Linked DNA regions of Homo sapiens: region 2 is linked to region 1. A link is a loop called in an ENCODE intact Hi-C map of the cell type or tissue named here. Cell type or tissue: PC-3. All regions are shown on one strand. Links, peaks and the distances in the headings refer to the core of each region. The heading gives the core; the rest is flanking DNA. Region 1 overlaps ABCA12 (ATP binding cassette subfamily A member 12). Region 2 has its middle 82 kb from the start of MREG.

Region 1 (9,873 bases), core at 1,418-9,417:
ATGTTTTCTTCCCCCCTCGCCCCAGTAAATTTAAGTTCTTTAAAGACTCTGGATATTAGACCTTTGTCAGAGAGACAGATGGCAAAATTTTTCTCCCATTCTGTAGGTTGTCTGTTCACTCTGATGAAAGTTTCCTTCTCTATGCAGAAGCTCTTTAGTTTAATTAGATCCCATTTGTCAATTTTTGCTTTTGTTGCAATTGCTTTGTTTTTGGCATTTTCATCATGAAATTTTTGCCCGTGCCTATGTCCCGAATGGTATTGCCTAGATTTTCTTCTAGGGTTTTTATAGTTTTGGGTTTTACATTTAAGGCTTTAATCCATCTCGAGTTAATTTTTGAATATGGTGTAAGAAAGGGGTCCAGTTTCAATTTTCTGCATATGGCTAGCCGGTTCTCCCAGCATCATTTATTAAATAGGGAATCTTTTTCCCCATTGTTTGTTTTTGTCAGGTTTGTCAGAGATCAGATGGTCGTAGGTATGTGGTCTTATTTCTGAGTTCTCCATTCTGTTCCATTGGTCTATGTGTCTGTTCTTGTACCAGTACCATGCTTTTTTGATTACTATAGCCTTGTAGTATAGTTTGAAGTTGGATAATGTGATGCTTCCAGCTTTGTTCTTTTTACTTAGGATTGTCTTAGCTATTCCATCTCTTTTTTTGGTTCTGTATGAATTTTAAAATTTTTTTCTAATTCTGTGAAGAATGTCAATGGTAGTTTAATGGGAATAGCATTGAATCTGTAAATTACTTTGGGCAGTATGGCCATTTTCGCGATATTGATTCTTCTTATCCATGAGCATGGAATGTTTTTCCATTTGTTTGTGTTCTCTCTGATTGCTTTGAGCAGTGGTTTGTTGTTCTCTTGAAGAGGTCCTTCACTTCCTTTGTTAGCTGTATTCCTGGGTATTTTATTCTTTTTGTAGCAATTGTGAATGAGAGTTCATTCATGATTTGGCTCTCTGCTTGCCTGCTGTTGGTGTATAGGAATGCTAGCAATTTTTGCACAATGATTTTGTCTCCTGAGATTTTGCTGAAGCTGCTTATCCTAGCTTAAGAAGCTTTTGGGCTGGACAATGGGGTTTTCTAGATATAGGATCATGTCAACTGCAAACAAAGATAATTTGACTTTCTCTCTTCCTATTTGAATACCTTTATTTCTTTACCTTGCCTGATTGCTCTGGCGAAAACTTCCAATACTATGTTGAATAGGAGTGGTGAGAGAGCATATCCTTGTCTTGTGCCAGTTTTCAGGGGGAATGCTTCCAGCTTTTGCCCATTCAGTATGATATTGGCTGTGGGTTTGCCATATACATCTCTTACTATTTTGAGGTATGTTCCTTCAATACCTAGTTTGAGTTTTTAACAAAAGGGATGCTGAATTTTATCAAATGCCTTATCCGCGTCTATGGAGATAATCTTGCAGTTTTTGTCTTTAGTTCTGTTTATGTGATAAATCACATTTATTGATTTGTGTATGTTGAACCAACCTTGCATCCTAGGGATGAAAGCCAACTTGTGGCAGATAAGCTTTTTGATGTGCAAACTGGAGTTTGCCAGTGTTTTATTGAGAATTTTTGCATCGATGTTCATCAAGGATATTGGCCTGAAGTTTTTTTTTTTTTTTTTTTTTTGAGGCAGAGTCTCACTCTGTCAGTCACCCAGGCTGGAGTGCAGTGGCACGATCTCAGCTCACCACAACCTCTGCCTCCCGGGTTCAAGCAATTCTCCTGCCCCAGCCTCCCAAGTAGGTGGGATTACAGGTGCCTGCCACATGCCTGGCTAATTTTTTGTATTTTTAGTAGAGACAGGGTTTCACCATGTCTCTACCGGGCAGGCTGGTCTTGAACTCCTGACTTCAGGTGATCCACCCGCCTTGGGCTCCCAAAGTGCTGGGATTACAGGCATGAGCCATCATCCACAGCCTCTTTTTTTTTTTTTTTTTTTTTTTTGGTATCTCTGCCAGGTTTTGGTATCAGATGATGCTGGCCTCATAGAATTAGTTAGGGAGGAGTCTCTCCTTTTCAATTATTTGGAATAATTTTAGCAGACATTGTACCAGCTCTTCTTTATACTCTGGTAGAATTCAGCTGTGAATCCATCTGGTCCTGGGCTCTTTTTGGTTGGTAAGTTTTTTATTACTGCCTCAATTTCAGAACTTGTTATTGGTCTATTCAGGGATTCAATTTCTTCCTGGCTCAGTCTTGGGAGGGTATATGTGTCCAGAAATTTATCCATTTTTTCTACATTTTCTAGTTTATTTGCATAGAGGTGTTCATAGTATTCTCTGATGGTTGTTTGTATTTCTATGGGGTCAGCGGTACTATCCCCCTTATCATTTTTCATTGTGTTTATTTGACTCTTCTCTCTTTTCTTATTTGTTAGTCTAGCTAGTTGTCTATTTTATTAATTTTTTCAAAAAACAGCTCCTGGATTCGTTGATTTTTTTAAGGATTTTTTGTGTCTCTATCTCCTTCAGTTCAGCTCTGATCTTGGTTATTTCTTATCTTCTGCTAGCTTTGGGGTTTATTTGCTCTTGGTTCTCTAAGTTCTTTTAGTTAAGATGTTAGGTTATCAACTTGAGCTCTGTCCAGCTGTTTGATGTGGGCATTTAGTGCTATAAATTTCCCTCTTAACACTACTTTAGCTGCGTCCCAGAGATTCTGGTACATTCTCTCTTTTTCTCATTAGTTTCAAAGAACTTCTTGATTTCTGCCTTAATTTCATTATTTACCCAAGAGTCATTCTGGAAAAGGTTGTTCAATTTCCATGTAGTTGTGTGGTTTTGACTGAATTTCCTAATCTTGAATTCTAATTTAATTGCACTGTGGTCTGAGAGACTGTTTGTTATGATTTCAGTTCTTTTGCATTTACTGAGGAGTGTTTTACTTCCGATTATGTGATCGATTTTAGAGTAAGTGACATGTGGCAATGAGAAAAATGTACATTCTGTTGTTTTGGGATAGAAAGTTCTGTAGATATCTATCAGGTCTACTTGATCCAGAGCTGAATTCCGGTCCTGAATATCTTTGTTAATTTTCTGAAAGACAAAACTTTTATACTAAGAAGTTCTATACCTGGGCAAAAGCATTGCCATTCATTGAGCACTGCCCATATGACATGCTTTATATGAAATATTGATGATCCCTACAGCACTCTTCAGGGTGAATATTATTATCCCCTACTATTATATTATTTCTCTAAGGCCTAGAAGTGGGATTTGAATCCAGGACTGTCTGACTCCTGCCTGTTTATTTTTCTAATCCTCCACACTGCTCCTCTGGACTCAGCCATGCCTACTTCAGTTGAGTTTCACAAGAGGCTTTCACATAGTTTTTAAAATAAGGTTTGAAATTTGAAACAGACTTTTAAAAAATATACATATTTCAATTACTGTTTATAAGACCATCTCATCTTCTTGAGCCTTGCGCAAATTGTTTTTCCATGCTGATCCTCAAAAAAATTAAAAAGAATAAAGAAAAGCTGGCAAACACATTTGCTGGCCAAGATTGAGATTTATAGCCTAATAGTCTATTAAGTAGGAAAAAAGATACAACATCTCTTTTAGAAATGCCAACATCTACATTTCTTTCATCTTCCTACTGTTGGGCATCATAGTGTATGCCAGATGTACTGGTGACTGTAGAAGTAGACCGAAGAGTCCAATACTCATTCCAGCAACAGGATCTTGAGGAGTCTTCATTTCAGAGAAAACAGTATTTTTTTCCCCAATTGCTTTGGCATTTTCCTATCAGGAGAAACCAAGAAGAAAATACAAGATTGATAGTCATTAGATCTAGAGCATCAATAAAGAACAAAGTAAAAAGTGGTAAATTAAATTAAATGATGACTAAAGTGAATTGGGTCTAGTGTAACCGGTGTGAAATACTACTGGATGCTGTACTTTCAGTAGGGTGTTTTACTCAGAGCAAAAGACATTTATTGTTGAGACAGATAATGAAAGTATAAGAACTATAGAAATAACTAGGGGAAAATGTAGCAAAGATAAAGAGAACAAGAGACCAATGCTGCTTTTGAAGGGTCAGCTTTTTAAAACCTGTATTCTGGCTTCCTTTGTAATTAGTGCTCTTTATTTAGACTAAGGCAATCTGAGTCACTCTAGACTCCAGCAGGCTTGTTGTAGCTCCTAACATTACATTTTAAGTTACAGAGCATAAAGAATTAAGAATTCTAAAACATAAAAGTTTATTTTGACCCTAAACTGAAGTTTATTTTAATTAAAACTAATTTAAGATGTAGCTTGAGTTATATAGAAATTAGTAATAGTATGTCTTCTAGCCTCTAATAATTTTTCTTAAATAGACTTACGGAAGTGGTAAGTTTCCACTCTCTCTGGAAGGAACTCGATCTCTTTCAAAGAAGAAGTGCTACATCACCCTAACTTACTTTTATTGTTTCTTAATGCATATATGAGATCTACCATTGTAATAATGTTACTGGTTTTAAAAATCAACCCAATTATTCTCCCACTGCCTCCCTCTAACACACTAGTTGTTTGAAGGCATCTTTGTTAGATTTTGCATGAATTGGGTTTTTACTTTAACTATAAAATTGATTTTCTTTGAATTCTAACATGCTAATAAAAATCTTTTAATTAGCTTTCCTTTGCAATGTCAATATCTATTCTATTCATGTGGTTCCCTCTAGTGGTTAATATAACATGAAAATTCTGTTCTTTCTTCTCAAAAAATACAGGTTTGCTTGTTTTCCTTAACAAATGTTATACAACTAGGCTCTTTTTCAAGAATACTAACACATTGTCCCTTCCACTCCAGTGTTTATTCTTACTTTGTTGCATTAGAAGCAGTGGTCCATGGGAAGCATCTAAATTAAGGTTTATAACTGTAGAGACATCAGAAGATGTCTTATTTTTAATATACATTATATGTAAGAAAAATATTAATTGAAATTTTAAGATTTGAGTTCATTTAAAAGCATTTACTGACCAATCTCGCTACTTTGGACATCATGCTGGATGCTGTAGAACCTACAGAGATAATTATGATACAGGTCCCCAACTGTGACACATTTCCTTGATCTTTCAGCTAAAAATATGTATAAAAAACTGGTTCCACAGGATTTTGCATAGTGGAGTAAAATGTATTTGCAAGGATTCCTCTGGTGAAATAGAGTATTTCTTGATTCTGAAATACAAAGCAGAAATAAAAGAAAAGTTCTCCCTTACCTATATAATAATTTACCATTAGGGTTTAAGTAGAGCCCCCAGGAAAACTGAATCTCAGTTAAAAAGGGCCCCTTAATTTATACAAAAGATAAGAAAAGTATATCCCTCCAATGATGTGATTAACATTATAAATCAACTTGGTTTTTGTTGTTGTTAGTTTCTTGCTTTAACCATATATTTTTTCTTTAATATACAAGAGTTACAGAACTCAAATTCAAAGGATGTTACATTCTACTTAATGAAAATTACAAATGTAACTTGAGAAAATCTGCCTTTAGAATCATCTATAATATTCAGTGCTGTGCAAGGGCCTTAACATCCTAGTACAATGAACAAATACTATATGAACAGTTAAGTGAGAAAGCTCTCACTTAGTTTATGACACTATAGGAACAAGTATTTAGGAGCTTTCTTCAGTGGCATCCCCTACCACTCTTTTCCACAGTCGCTCAGACAGTACACACTTTACCCTCACATTGTTTTCCTTTGGGAAACTGTTGACAGCTCATTCTTGACTTTGGCTAACCAAGGTCCCCTAAGGAAGGGAAGAAAAGAGCCTTGTTTTTTACTCAAGTATAAACAACACTGGGAGATCCCAGCAATTTGGGACTGTATTGGAATTAAGTGACCACTTTTCTGAAGCCAGCTAATATCTCTGAATCCTCTTGGATATTTATGTCTCAATGAAAAGGCCTCGGGTATGGCTGAAGTTCCCAAGCCCTACTCTGGTAGAGCTCTAGAAAAATAAGCATCTTAGAAGCAATAAAGGGGAAGGAGGAGTCCACTCAGGCTACACTATTTCCCCAACACAGACAGCACTAAAGAGGGATGGGGGAAGTAACTGTCTGCTCTTTAAGGGATCCTCATATAAATAATTGGTCCTGCTTTGAATTGCTTATTTAAATGTAATACATGTCTGAAGTGCTGTTGAAATACAAACATATATATGACCAGATAGAAGGAAAAAAATGGAACATACTTATTTAAATATAACACACTAGAGAGAAATGCAATATAAGAAATACAAATTCTTGCTCCCTTCCCAAAGGTTCTAAACACAATGTGAAAAACTTCTTTTTATGTGAGTGCCACCAATTGTATGGCATTAATGGGATTAGGGGAAAAATAATTTTCCTTTAAAAAAAAAAGGTCCCCCAAATAAAATTGTTTAGATAATAATATAAGGAGGAAAGTGTTGAATATTATTCATCTAAAAATTGGTATTTCTGATTAACTGAATACCTACTAATAGAAGAACTGTTTCGTCTTTAAGGCATCATCATGTATAGCCATCCTTATCCAGGAGTGCAAGACCAAGAACAAGCCACGTAAGCAGATATCTCTAGCATGACTACTTTCTCCTTGACATAGCTGAGCCTTTGTATAAAGTGCTGTAATTGGAAATCACAGTTGTATCTGAATGAATGTCAATCTAGAAGGGCTGGTAATATGTCACTGACTGGGATCAAAGGAAGTTTCTGCAAGGGTGTAGAGTGGGCTTGCCAAGTAGAGCTTGTTGACTGTAGACTCACAGCGTTTGCTGCTTTTATAAGTCAAGTGATAAGTGCTACATCACTTCAACTTCCCTGCATAGCAATTAAGTATGGTTCCTATGCTCAAGAATGATATATCCCTTGCATAGACTCTGTAACCGTTGGAGACCGAGGTTTTTCTATCAAATATCCCTAGTCAATTCAGATGCACTAGAACTACATTTATTCTAGGGTCATGGTAGAGTCACGTTGGAAATATTATCTGGCTGCCTTGCAGGATGCCTTATTTGTGTCACAGCCAACTCTTGTACTGTTTTCTTGATGGTTTTAGTTATGAATCTTTCTGAAAGGAAAAGAGTTTCAAAAACTTATGTGTGTTTTCCTCTCCCTATTGCTCACTCTAGAATCAGCAGTTTAATCGATATTTTAGTGGCACTGTCTATCTTGATGGGCTACTCTGTCACCACCGCCAGCTTTGTCACCTATGTTGTAAGGGAACATCAAACCAAAGCCAAACAGTTGCAGCACATTTCAGGCATTGGCGTGACATGCTACTGGGTAACAAACTTCATTTATGACATGGTGAGTAACTTATGTCCTTCATTGCAGGGAATAAAAGATCAATTTGGATAGAAGACATCAGTTTTCTATTCAAGAGTTATTTACTCTAGTTTGTTCAAATTGTTATCACAAAGACAGGAAATAAAGAAAATGACTTGAGTCAGGCTTATCTTCATCCAGTGGTTGGAGGAAACATAACCTACCGGCCCTCATCTCTGTGGACTATATCAGATTCTCTAGGGCACTTAAAATGAGGATTTCTGGGCCTCACTCCAGATCTGTTAAATTCATATCTTAGGAGGGGAGCGTGGAGAACATGCATTTTTAAAAAGATCCCCCAGGTGATTCTAAGCACGCTGAAGTCTTACAGTCAGTACTGTGGAGAAATAGAAGCTTAGCAGCAAAATATCCTTACGTAATTGTGCCAAACAATCAAGCTTATAAAAATTTAATCAACTAATAGTGGAAAATGCGAAGTAGTAGCCCCTGCTAATGACACATTAGAGAAGATTAGTAGGAAAAAGAAGGGATGTATTTCATTGATAGCTCTCTCATTTGCATAAAATGGTCCCAAGTTCAGATGGTTGTTCTGGACTCCAAACATACCAATGTTGGCCAAAAGCCCAGGATGGGTATGCATTTGCCTGGTGATTATGGTGAAATTGTCTGAGTTGCTGTCAAGATCATCGGCTTAAAGGGTTGGAGAGTAATTAACTGCATATCCATTTTGTTAATGTATCCAGTGAGGTCTAAAATGTGTTTGTTGTAGAAGTCAAATCTAAAAGAATAGTAATGACTTCTCAGGACTTAACAGGAGCTTTAATGTTAAGAAAATTTCAAGTACATACTTCTGTGAAGGTCTACTTAGTACTTTAGGATTCTGTTGTCTTATATCTGGAGCTCATTCCAATTTAGGAGATTCCTCCCCACCCTGCAAATTAAGTTACCACCACCTTCATTGTGTCCATCTTCCTGCAAACTCCTCAGCATTTAATAAATATTTCTACTTGCCAACAAAATGCTAAGTTCTTTGTTCGTATACCTGTGATTATGAGGATATGTGGGACCTGATGCCCTGCTGCTTTGCACAGAGTGGTTCACACTGATAACCAAGCTTTAGAAATCAACCATCTGAGAAAGTTCCAGCATTCAAAACGAAATCAATACTTTGAGGACTGAATGTAATACCAAGATACCTGGCTGTCTTATCTTTCTCACTGAACCTCTGTCACTGAACCATCCCAAGTCTCAAAGCCTAGAGGCAGGAACACCAGGGACTCCTTGTATATCTGTTAAAGATGGAGATTGGCTTAACCTCATATTGCAGGAGACAAATTCTAAAGTGAAATCAATGTAAAATAAGTTGAATGTTAGAAGCAATGGGAACATAAATAAGAATTCATTTCTTCAAATTTTTCTAGGTCAACTTGTTGCAGTTTTAAACTAGATGGGTTATTGATTTTTTTTTTTTTGAAAAATGCTTGTCACGTATTAAACATTGTTTTGAATATTTCCATAGGTTTTCTACTTGGTGCCTGTAGCGTTTTCAATTGGTATCATTGCGATTTTCAAATTACCTGCATTCTACAGTGAAAACAACCTAGGCGCTGTATCTCTCCTACTTCTCCTGTTTGGGTAAGCTGCTGATTAAGCAATGAAAGAAGAATTAATAGAATTAAATGCCCCTAGACACAAATAGGACTTAAATCTCATTAGCTAAATTACAATTGTCTTGGGGTTTCATTTGACATGAGTGATGACTAACAACACATTGCACTTGCTAGTCCATAGACTGCAAAGTATAATACTTTTGAAAATTAATGTTGTTATTAATAGTAATACCTAAAATTAATAAGCATTTATTGGGTGCCAAGTGTCATGCTTTCTAATTTACATATGTGATCTCATTTACATAAAAATGAAAGCTTTAGAATGATGAGAAAATGTGTATACATGTATAAATTTATGTATTGACTATATGAGTATATGTAGCATTATGAAGTGCATATACCTTCATGTATACTTACTTATATTTATCTTTTTATAGATGTATAAGGACACACACATAATATTGTTTCTATCTTAAGCTAATACAGGTAACACAGGCTGATATAATCAATGCTTAGCATAACAAATCTTTCTGCCCTGAATACATGGTAGTAACCCTTAATTAGCAATTGTAGCTAATGCAGGAACTCTGTCTCTAGATCTATTTAATTGCCCCCCAAATTGCTCAAGGTTTTGCTCAAAACAGGCTAGCCAGCTTCTAAGCATGCTCTTTCTGCTCAGCTAGACTTGAACAGTGTCATTACTTTTCCTCAACTTTAAATTATAAGATTTATACTGATTAAACTCATATTTCTGAGCAACCTAAAAGGCTTGCCTAGGCGGGATAATACCATATTCAGGAGGGATTAATTTGTAGTTTTAATGATGTAGAACTACTCAAGGTTTCTTAAAGAGGCTTTTTACTGTCTTTAAAAAAAACTCTTTGGATTTTTTTTGTCAAAAAGGAATGAAAGAGAGATCTAGTTAGAAGGCTTGACAACTCATCCCTAATGGTTATTTTTACTTTGGAAGCCCATCTAAATTGTTATTTTTTGTAAAATAGAATAA
Region 2 (9,873 bases), core at 809-8,808, 970 kb before region 1:
GGACAAATTAACCATTAAGTGTTTTACTTTGTTAATGGCAGAGTGCAAAAATGCAGTTTAGATATCTTATTAGAGGTAATTTTATTAGCATCATTACTGCAAGAGGTTCAAATCCAATTTTGGGGCAAAAATTGAACTGATGATTTCTATTCAGAGGCATTTGATGGCAATATAATACACGAGACAAAGGAACTGGCTGCTGTGTTCTAGAAGCTAAGTATCTACTCTTTAGTATCCTGAACTTCGTCTCTGTTGAAGCTTCTGCACCTTTCTTTTGGGCAGCTGAGCAGGTGGCTGCAAGGGTGTTGCCTTCTGAGTGTAGTAGGAGTTCCAGCTAATCCTAAATTAGTTTTCAGACCTGGGGGTCTTGTTAGATATGTAGGTGTCTGCATCCCACTCAGGATAGTGTAATTCTGAAGGACTAGCATGAGGCCTGAAAATAGGCATTTTTAATAGACTTTTTATTTTAGAATAGTTTTACATTTATAGAAATTTGCAAAGATTGTGCAGAAAGTTTTCATGAGCTGGGTGCAGTGGCTCATGCCTGCAATCCCAGCACTTCGGTAGGTCGAGGCAGGTAGATCACCTAAAGTCAGGAGTTCGAGACAAGCCTGGCCAACATGGTGAAACCCCATCTCTACTAAAAATACAAAAAATTAGCTGGGTGTAGTGGCGGGGTCCTGTATTCCCAGCTACTAGGGAGGCTGAGGCAGGAGAATCGCTTGAATGAGGGAGGCAGAGGTTGCAGTGAGCGGAGATCATGTCATTGTACCGCAGTCTAGGCAACAAGAGCAAAACTGTGTCAAAAAAAAAAAAAAAAGAAAGTTTTCATATACCCCACAACCAGTTTTCCATGTTATTAACATCTCACATGAGTATGGTTAGTCATATCTAGTGAACCAATATTGATACATTATTATTAATTAAAGGCTCTACTCCATTCCTATTTCCTTGGTTTTTACCTAATGCCACATTACATTTAGTTGTCATGCCTCCTTAGGTTCCTCCTCTTGGGCATGATAGTGTCTTGGACTGTCCATGTTTTTGAAGAGTATTGGCCAAATATTTTGTAAAAATATACCTCAATTGGGATTTGTCTGATATTTTTCTTGTGATTAGATTGGGGGGAGGCCACAGAGATGAAGTGTCATTTTCATCACATCATATAAAGGTTACACATTAACAAGGCAACTTAGTATGATGGTGTTGACCTTGATCACCTGCCTGAGAAACTAGACAGCTTTCATGCTTCCTGCTCCAGGATAGTTTGATGCAGGTGATCTCTGGAGCACCTTTGGAGAAAGACTGGATGTTGTGTCCACTCAAGGATTCAGGCATGTCTGAAGATGTCTTAGGGGCTTATATCCAAAAGACAGGCAATGACAAATGCTGGCAAGGATGTGAAGAAAAGGGAACCCTCATACACTGTTGGTGGGAGTGTAAATTAGTACAACCATTATGGAGAACAGTTTGGAGTTTCTTCGAAAAGGTAAAAATAGAGCTGCCACATGATCTGGCAATCCCACTGTTGAGTATATACTCAAAAGAAAGGAAATCAGTGTATCAAAAAGAGATAGCTGCGCTCCTATGTTTGTTGCAGCACTGTTCACAATGGCCAAGATTTGGAAGCAAGCTAAGTGTCCATCAACAGATGGATGGATAATGAAAATGTGGTGCATATATACAAGAATGAGATCCTGTCATTTGCACAACATGGATGAACTGGAGGTCATTATGTTAAGTGAAATAAGCCAGGCACAGAAAGATAAACATTGAATGTTCTTACTTATTTGTGGGATCTAAAAATCAAAACAATTGAACTCATGGAGGTAGAGAGTGGAAGAATGGTTATCAGAGACTGGGAAGGGTAGTGGAGAAGGGGTTTGAGGGGAAGGTAGGGCTGGTTAATGGGTACAAAATAAATTAGAAAGAATGAATAAGATCTAGTATTTGATGGCACAACAGGGTGACTATAGGCAATAATAGTTTAATTGTACATTTTAATGTAACTAAAAGAGTGTAATTGGATTGTTTGTAACACGAAAGATAAATGCTTGAAAGATGGATACCCCATTTTCCATGATGTGACTATTATGCATTGCATACCTGTATCAAAATGTCTTATGGACCCTAGATAGATGGACAGATAGATAGATGGACAGATAGATAGATAGACAGATAGATAGATAGATAGATAGATAGATTTCTCATTTTGATTATGTTTCTTGGAAGAATACTGACTAATAATGTGAGTGACTTTGGGCAAGTTATTTAATCACTTTAATCCTTAGTTTCCCCTATAGTTAAATGGGTAAAATACTTGTTATAAAGTTTAAATGAGCTAGTGCATGGGAATTGATCAATTCACACGGCACCCACTAAGATCCCACTTGAAGTGGTTCCAGCTGTGGTTTCTGAGTAAATCAGGGGCCCAAAGATTTTGGAAGGAATTTAAAGGTGGTGAGGGTGGCCACAGTGAGTTGAGATGAAACTGGAGAAATTTTGTTTTGTGATGGCTCTTGAAACTTTATAGTAACTTCTTAGCTGAGATGTCCTGAGAAATGTAGTTTCACACATGAGGGCAAGGTTGAAAAGATCTGATTTAACTCTTGTTTTTCTTTTTACTGTCCAGGCCTCTGGAAGAGGCAGCACATCCACCCAAGACAGTGATGGTGCCAGGGAAATTACCAGCTCTTCTGAGAGTTCTGCTGATTCTGGTTAATAAACTGGGGCTTGGAATTTAGAGGAGAATGGAACAGAGTGGTGGAGAGCATAGGCTCTGGAGCTGGAGTGCTCATCTAAGATGAGTTTAGTTGTGTACAGTTGGGAAAGTTATACAACCTTTTGTGCTTTGGTTTTGTCAACTTAAAACAGGAGAAATAAAACCATCTAATCTGTATAGATTTTTGCATGAATTATATAATTAATTTATAAGGCAGTGACTTTTTTTTTTTTTTTTTGAGACAGGGTCTTGCTCTGCCACCCAGGCTGGAGTGCAGTGGCACCATCAGGGCTCACTGCAGCCTCAACCTCCCAGGCTCAAGCAATCCTCCTAACTCAGCCCCCCTGAGTAGCTGGAACTACAAGCATGTGCCACCATGCCCAGCTAATGTTCTGTATTTTTTAGTAGAGATGGGGTTTCACTATGTTGGTCTCGAACTCCTGAACTCAAGCAATCCCCCTGCCTTGGCCTCCCAAAGTGCTGGGATTACAAGCATAAGCCACTGCACCTGGTCAAGGTAATGATTCTTATATAACAGGGGAGGGGAGCAATTTTGCTCCCCAGGGGACATTTGGCCATATCTGGAGACATTCTTAGCTGTCACAACTGGTGCAGGGGTTGGGGGAAGCAATTCTCATGTGGTGGATGGCCGGGGATGTTGCTAAACATCCTACAATGCTTAATACAGGCCCCCATCACAAAGAACTGTACATCCCAAAATACTAGTCATGCTGAGATTGAGAAATCCCGAGATGAAGTATTGAGAAGAAAGCCCGTCTTGTGGCAATTGCTCAGTGTTACCTATCATTAATAAGCTTTGAGTAAGAATGACATACATCTGACACATAGTTTACTGAGTGAAAGAGATGGAGAGGAATCTTCATTTTATTCTCTGATAAGCCATACAAATGACATTTCAGCCATAAGGGCTGGCTTCCAGGCTTTTTGTTGTTTAGAAGATGCTGTTATTATTACTATTATTTTGAGATGGAGTTTCACTCTTGTTGCCCAAGCTGGAGTGCAATGGCACGATCTTGGCTCACTGCAACTTCCTCCGCCTCCCGGATTAGAGTGTTTCTCCTGCCTCCACCTCCTGAGTAGCTGGGATTACAGGCGCTCACCACCATGCCCAGCTAATTTTTTGTATTTTTAGTAGAGACGGGTTTCACCATGTTGGCCAGGCTGGTCGTGAACTCCTGACCTCAGGTGATCCACCTGCCTCGGCCTCCCAAAGTGCTGGGATTACAGGCATGAGCCACTGTGCCCGGGCTTATTATTTTTATAATCTAGGTAAACAAGTAGTTTCCAACCATAACAAATGCTGGCCTTTTGGTTGGGGTAGTTTGGAATATACCCAATTATGCTTTCTCAGTGAATGAAGTGAATGAATGAATAATTATAGAGGAAGCTCCAAGGCACATGGTGTTAGGAAGATACTGCCCACTGACTCTCCTTTCAGTAAACCTTCAGATTTTTGCTGGCACTGTCACCAGTAACTTGCATCTATGGGCAGACAGGTGGGCAGCCCCCGGGAGGGCTCAGGAGGGTATAAAATCTCTCAGAATGGCAAGGAGAATTTCCCAAAGGATCTGATGGCATCCTCAGCCAAAGACATAATGCCATCAGCAAAGTGGTGAGGATGAAGGCAGGGCACCTTGGTGGGTATAGAAAACAAGGGAAGCTTGTCTTTCCAACTGCCAAAATGCTGCTAAGCCTCCCCCTTTTTGTAGCTCTCTGTGTCCGCTAGGTTACATCTTAACCTGTATTAATGTACCTTGTATCCTTTGCCCAGGTCTGTTGGGTGCCTTTCTGTCACTTTTCTCCTAAAGAAAACAGATCCAAGTTTAAAAGGCTTCTGTTATTCTAGGAGGACCTAGGTCTCTGCAGATAAGCCTCAGCAGCTGGGAGTGGCACGGGGCTGGGGCCAATAGGGTGGGGGGCCAAGGAGAGTGGGGTGAGGAGAGGCAAGGGAAGGGTGGGAGTTCTGGATGGCTGAGTGCCTGTAGGTCTGGTTTTTCTACACCAACCCCCCTTTAAAGAGATCAGCTATAGATTATGTATATGTATCTATTCTTTGTAACATTGTCATTCCAAATATCTCATGTTTTTCCCTTAAATCATTTCATTGCTGGGGAAAAATGGTGAAAATCACTGGCATACACAGATCCAAAATCACCCCTTATTTATAGATTGTAGCCGATTAAATAGTTTCCCCAGAATTCACTATTCACTGAAGAGTTCAGGGTGTCCAGAAAAAAGTTAAGGCAAAAGCAGGATTATTTCCAACAATTAACACAATCTATTCCGTTTACTCCAGAGAAGGCTGATAAACCACCTTAGAGGGCTTCTGCCCTTCAGGGACTCTCAGGCACATAGTCCTGTCTTTGAGTTTGAGTCTGAGGGGAAGCTGAGATGAGGCTGAGATGCAGGTGAGATGCATGCCAAGGCTGTGTGATGTTCCGTCTCTCTGGAATTAGGACAACCTGCGTCCTTCTCCTGTGAACATCTATGGAAGCAGCACCATAAACACTCGGGTGAGTGCTTCTCAATGATTTCCACGAGTGGATAAATGTAACTGATTTGCCTCTTACAATAACACACAGATCCTCCCATCTCCAACGAGGGGCTTTGCAGGATTCTGATTGAACACTAGATGCCGCTGTTGACTCACTCTGTGTTCTGTGAGCTTCAAGATCTCATCCCTCAGTCCCCATCAGGAGAGACAATTTTTAAAAGCCTGAGTCAATTAACGAAGTTCTGTCTATTTTTCCTCATTTAGTGATTGATTTAGAGGGTTTTTATTTATTCATTTTTTGGTGAATTTCAGAGGTTGTCTTTTTCTTGGAGAACATTTGGAAATTGGCAGAAAATGAAACAACGAAAGGGCATCGATGTCTTTTAAAGAAGAAAGGTCAACTCAGACTAAAGGCTTGTAAATAAGATCATTTTTGGATTTCTGAGTTTCTGCCCCAGAAAAAATTCAAGTAACTCTCAGGCCTACCTGTTTCTCTAGTTCTGTAGCATGCCAAATTGTGTTTGTCTTCGGCATGTATTTGAATATTATAATCTGAGATATGCCGGATAGCTGCCTCTACTGCATTCCAGGTTGCTAGTGTCATTATTGGTTTTCTACTTTCTAAAGCAACTTTTTACTTTGGCAAATTTTTAAAACAAAAGGGGAAAGACTAGTGAAGTGTGCTCCAAATACCCATTCCTTTGAAACCTACCAAATTTTAAATAATTATCGAATTAATTTTCCTCTTAGGCAGGGTGGTAAAGGGGATGCCTCTCTCAAAAGGCAGATTACTAAAAGTGATTTGGAAACACAGAACATTGCAAATAAAACCGGAGAGCCCTTGCTTCATTTTTCTGTCTTCAAAATTCCTTGATTCTTCCAGAACAAATATGACTCAGACTTGGAGAGAGCTTTATCTCTGTGCTTCAATAGCAAAAGTACTCAGAACATTTATCATATTGCATTGAAATACACGTTTACATTACTGTGTCCCTGTCCCCCAGAAAAGAAGACCTCTTTTAGGGTAGCACCAAATCCTGGTCAACTACAAATCCTGGTCGTCTTTGTATCCCTGTGACCTGATCTTTTCATAGTGATCGCGCCACTGCACTCCATCTTGGGCAACAGAGTGAGACCCTGTCTCAAACAAAAACAAAAACAAAAAGCAAATATTTATAGAAGGTGTTTGAATAAAAAGAAAAGATTGGATCCAGTTTCTAGTGGGTAAGGCAGATGAGAACAGAGTAGACAAACAAACAAGGTAACTACAATTTGCAAGCAGTGCTGTAACAGGAACACTGGATGAGATAAGGTGGAACTGAGTGGGGCCCCTCTGCACAGGGTGGTCAGGGGCCTCTTCTCTGAGAGAGGTCTGAGTTGGGACCCTTAAAGGATGAGTCACAGCCAGTCAGTCATGCAAAGATGTGAAGGAAGAGGGGCCCAGGCAGAGGGAACAGCAAGTGCAAAGGGCTGGAGGCGATAAAGGCTTTGGCATAGCTGAGGGCGAAAGGGAGCAGAGCATGTCTGGAGTAGCTTAGGGGGTCATGATGAGCAGAGCGCTGGAGGCACGAGGAAGGGTGGATCTTCAGTTCCTGCCTTGTGCGACCAGAGAAGGGTGTCTGCCTTGGAGAGCCAGGAGCTGACTTATGTTGTGAAACAATAACTTGCCATGCATTGCGAATGGATCAGAGGATGGCAAGAATGGGAACAAGATGTGTCAGAATTGAGAGAGGGTGATGGTTTGGACTAGGTTGGTGGCATTGAGGAGGAGCATAAATGGGTGAAGTGTGAGGTGTATTTTGGAGAGGTAATGGACAGGAGTTGCTGATGCATTTGAATTTGGGGGATGGTGCAGGAAGAGGAGAAATCAAGGATGACTCATAGCTTTCTAGCTGTGGCAGAGTGTGGGGCCATTTGCTGAGTTAAGGATGTCTGGGAGAAGAGGCTAGATCAGAACAGAATCAATTTTGGATCATTTTGATGAAACACCATGAGTTCCTCCCCAGACCCCCAACAATTGGAGAACTTATTTTGTTTCTAAGCACAATATTCTAAGTAGAATATTGTGGGGGTTTTTTTGGTAACAGCTTCATTGAGGTATAATTCACATACTATGCAATTCACCTATTTTAAGTATATAATTCAATGGTTTTCAGCATATCCACAGAGTTGCAATCAATTTTAGAATATTTTCATTACCCTAAAAGAAACTGTACCCTATTGCAGTCACACCTCCTTCATTCTTCACATCTACCCTCCTCATCCTAAACCCTAGGCAGCCACTAACGTAGTTTCTGTTTCTAGATTTATGTGTTGTGGACGTTTGTGTAAGTGGAACCTATGGTTATATGGGACCCTTGTTCCTGACTTCTTTCACTTAGTATAATGTCTTGAAGATTCAACCGTATTGTCGCATGAATCATAATTGTATTCCTTTGTATTGTGGAATAATTTCCTTCATTTTTATGAAATAATATTGCATACAATATTATAACATTTTATGCATCCATTTATCAGTTAATGGGCATTTGGGTTTGTCTTAGTCTGTTTGGCTGCCACAACACTCGCTTCAGCCTGAGTGGCTTAAACAACAGACGTTTATTTCTCACAGTTCTGGAGTCTGGAAGTCTGTGATCAAGCGGCTGGCTGATTCAGTGCTCAGTGAGGGAGCTCTTGCAGGACGCCATCTTTATGCTGGATCCTCCTGTGGCAGAGAGAGATGATCTCTCTCCTGTCTCTTCTTCTAACGGCATCAATTCCATTCGCAAAGGCTCCTCCTTCTCCCTAATTACCTCCCCAAAGCCCCACCTTCAAATATCATCACAATGGAGATTAAGACTTCAACATATGAATTTTGGAGACACTCCGTTCATAGTGAGGTGGTTTCCACTTTTGGGGTATTATGAGTAATGTTGCTAGGAATATTTGTGTGCAGATTTTTGTGTAGATATCCAGGAGTTTTGTTTCAACATGAGAATTTTGCAGTGTTTTTAGGACAGTGTTTGTAGGACAAAACAAGCTGCTGCCCTTGATTCCCTGCTCTCTTCTCACAGCTGACCATCCTGTGACCTTTGCCATTGAGTTTAGGAGACTCCATTCCACTGTAGACAAACCAGCCTGAACCCTCGTGTCTCCACCTCGTGTCTCTTTCTGTTCTGTATCCAGCTGCTACATATTTCGGGATGAAATGCCCTGCAGTTGGTCTGTTGGTCGGCATTTTATGTGGGAGTTGGCTCACATTGTTGATGTGTGAAGAATGGTATTGTTGGCTCACGAGAACGTGGGGTGACTTCCTGGAGGAAGTAGGACAGCCTAACATGTATCACGAGAGAGAAGCTATGAGGGCAAGAGAAGCTGCATCCACGAGGCAGTCCTGGGTGGGACCTCCAGCTCTCCACTTCCTAACTTGGGCAGATTGCTGAAACTTCCTGGCCTTCATCTGTAAAATGGCAATGCCAAGTTTCATGCGCGTCCGTGTGAAGAGACCACCAAACAGGCTTTGTGTGAGCAACATGGCTGTTTATTTCACCTGGGTGCAGGCAGGCTGAGTCCGAAAAGAGAGTCAGCGAAGGGAGATAAGGGTGGGGCCGTTTTATAGGATTTGGGTAGGTAAAGGAAAATTACAGTCAAAGGGGGTTTGTTCTCTGGCAGGCAGGAGTGGGGGTCACAAGGTGCTCAGTGGGGGTTCTTTTTGAGCCAGGATGAGCCAGGAAAAGGACTTTCACAAGGTAATGTCATCAGTTAAGGCAAGGACCGGCCATTTACACTTCTTTTGTGGTGGAATGTCATCAGTTAAGGTGAGGCAGGGCATATTCACTTCTTTTGTGATTCTTCAGTTACTTCAGGCCATCTGGGCGTATATACGTGCAAGTCACAGGGGATGCGATGGCTTGGCTTGGGCTCAGAGGCCTGACATTCCTGCCTTCTTATATTAATAAGAAAAATAAAACAAAATAGTGTTGAAGTGTTGGGGCGGCGAAAATTTTTGGGGGGTGGTATGGAGGGAGAATGGGCGATGTTTCTCAGGGCTGCTTCAAGCGGGATTAGGGGCGGCGTGGGAACCTAGAGTGGGAGAGATTAAGCTGAAGGCAGATCTTGTGGTAAGGGGTGATATTGTGGGGACGTTAGAAGAAACATTTGTTGTATAGAATGATTGGTGATGGCCTGGATATGGTTTTGTATGAATTGAAAAACTAAATGGAATAACAGAAGGAGAAAAACAGGTATAAAAGGTCTAAGAATTGGGACAACTCAGGATATCTGATTAGAGAGTGCTTAAGGAGATTCGGCAGAGTCCTGCCGGCAAAGATTATTTATTTACTTCAAGAGTTAAGAGTGGCAGTTTGGGGATAGCACCAGGAGATATCAGCTGTGATGGCTTGGAAAAACAGTGTAAACAAGAGCAGGGCATGTATGAGTAGTTGAGAACGGTGAATAGGAGTATGACTAGACAGAAAATAGTAGGGATGACAAGTTTTTTTTTTGGTGGGGGGCACAGTCTAAGTTGGTCTGGTGTCTGGAATGAGACTGGGGCCTAATAAAAAGGAGCGTCTATACAGGAGCTTAAATGGGCTGTACCGTGTAGCATTCCGAGGACAGGCCTGAATTCTGAGAAGGGAAAGTGGTAGAAGTATTG

Evidence for each region. A loop is a pair of places that touch in the nucleus more often than their neighbours do. Peaks named below come from ENCODE experiments on the same cell type or tissue, not always from the same donor. Only the 100,000 strongest peaks of a DNase experiment are listed, where the experiment ranks them.
Region 2: it touches region 1 in a loop (11-fold over the local background); 13 of 110 quality-filtered maps call a loop at or near these places.

The regions. Positions count from the first base shown.
Region 1 is chr2:214,955,682-214,965,554 of GRCh38, reverse strand. It overlaps ABCA12 (ATP binding cassette subfamily A member 12), which reads left to right. Exons shown (of 53, transcript NM_173076.3): 40 at 6,477-6,531; 41 at 7,101-7,278; 42 at 8,777-8,892. It overlaps SNHG31 (small nucleolar RNA host gene 31), which reads right to left. Exons shown (of 4, transcript NR_110292.1): 4 at 1,950-3,745. Among named protein-coding and RNA genes, the nearest start is that of SNORA70I, 110 kb to the right of the region's middle. In PC-3, for the core only: CTCF peaks have their summits at 4,454 and 4,656 (motif pointing left); no DNase peak of the experiment used is centred there.
Region 2 is chr2:215,926,953-215,936,825 of GRCh38, reverse strand. No RefSeq gene overlaps it. Among named protein-coding and RNA genes, the nearest start is that of MREG, 82 kb to the left of the region's middle. RefSeq lists an enhancer at 8,689-9,215. In PC-3, for the core only: CTCF peaks have their summits at 5,150 and 5,371 (motif pointing right); DNase peaks (open chromatin) are centred at 3,485, 5,375, 5,765 and 6,995; H3K4me3 peaks cover 1,551 bases; H3K27ac peaks cover 3,338 bases.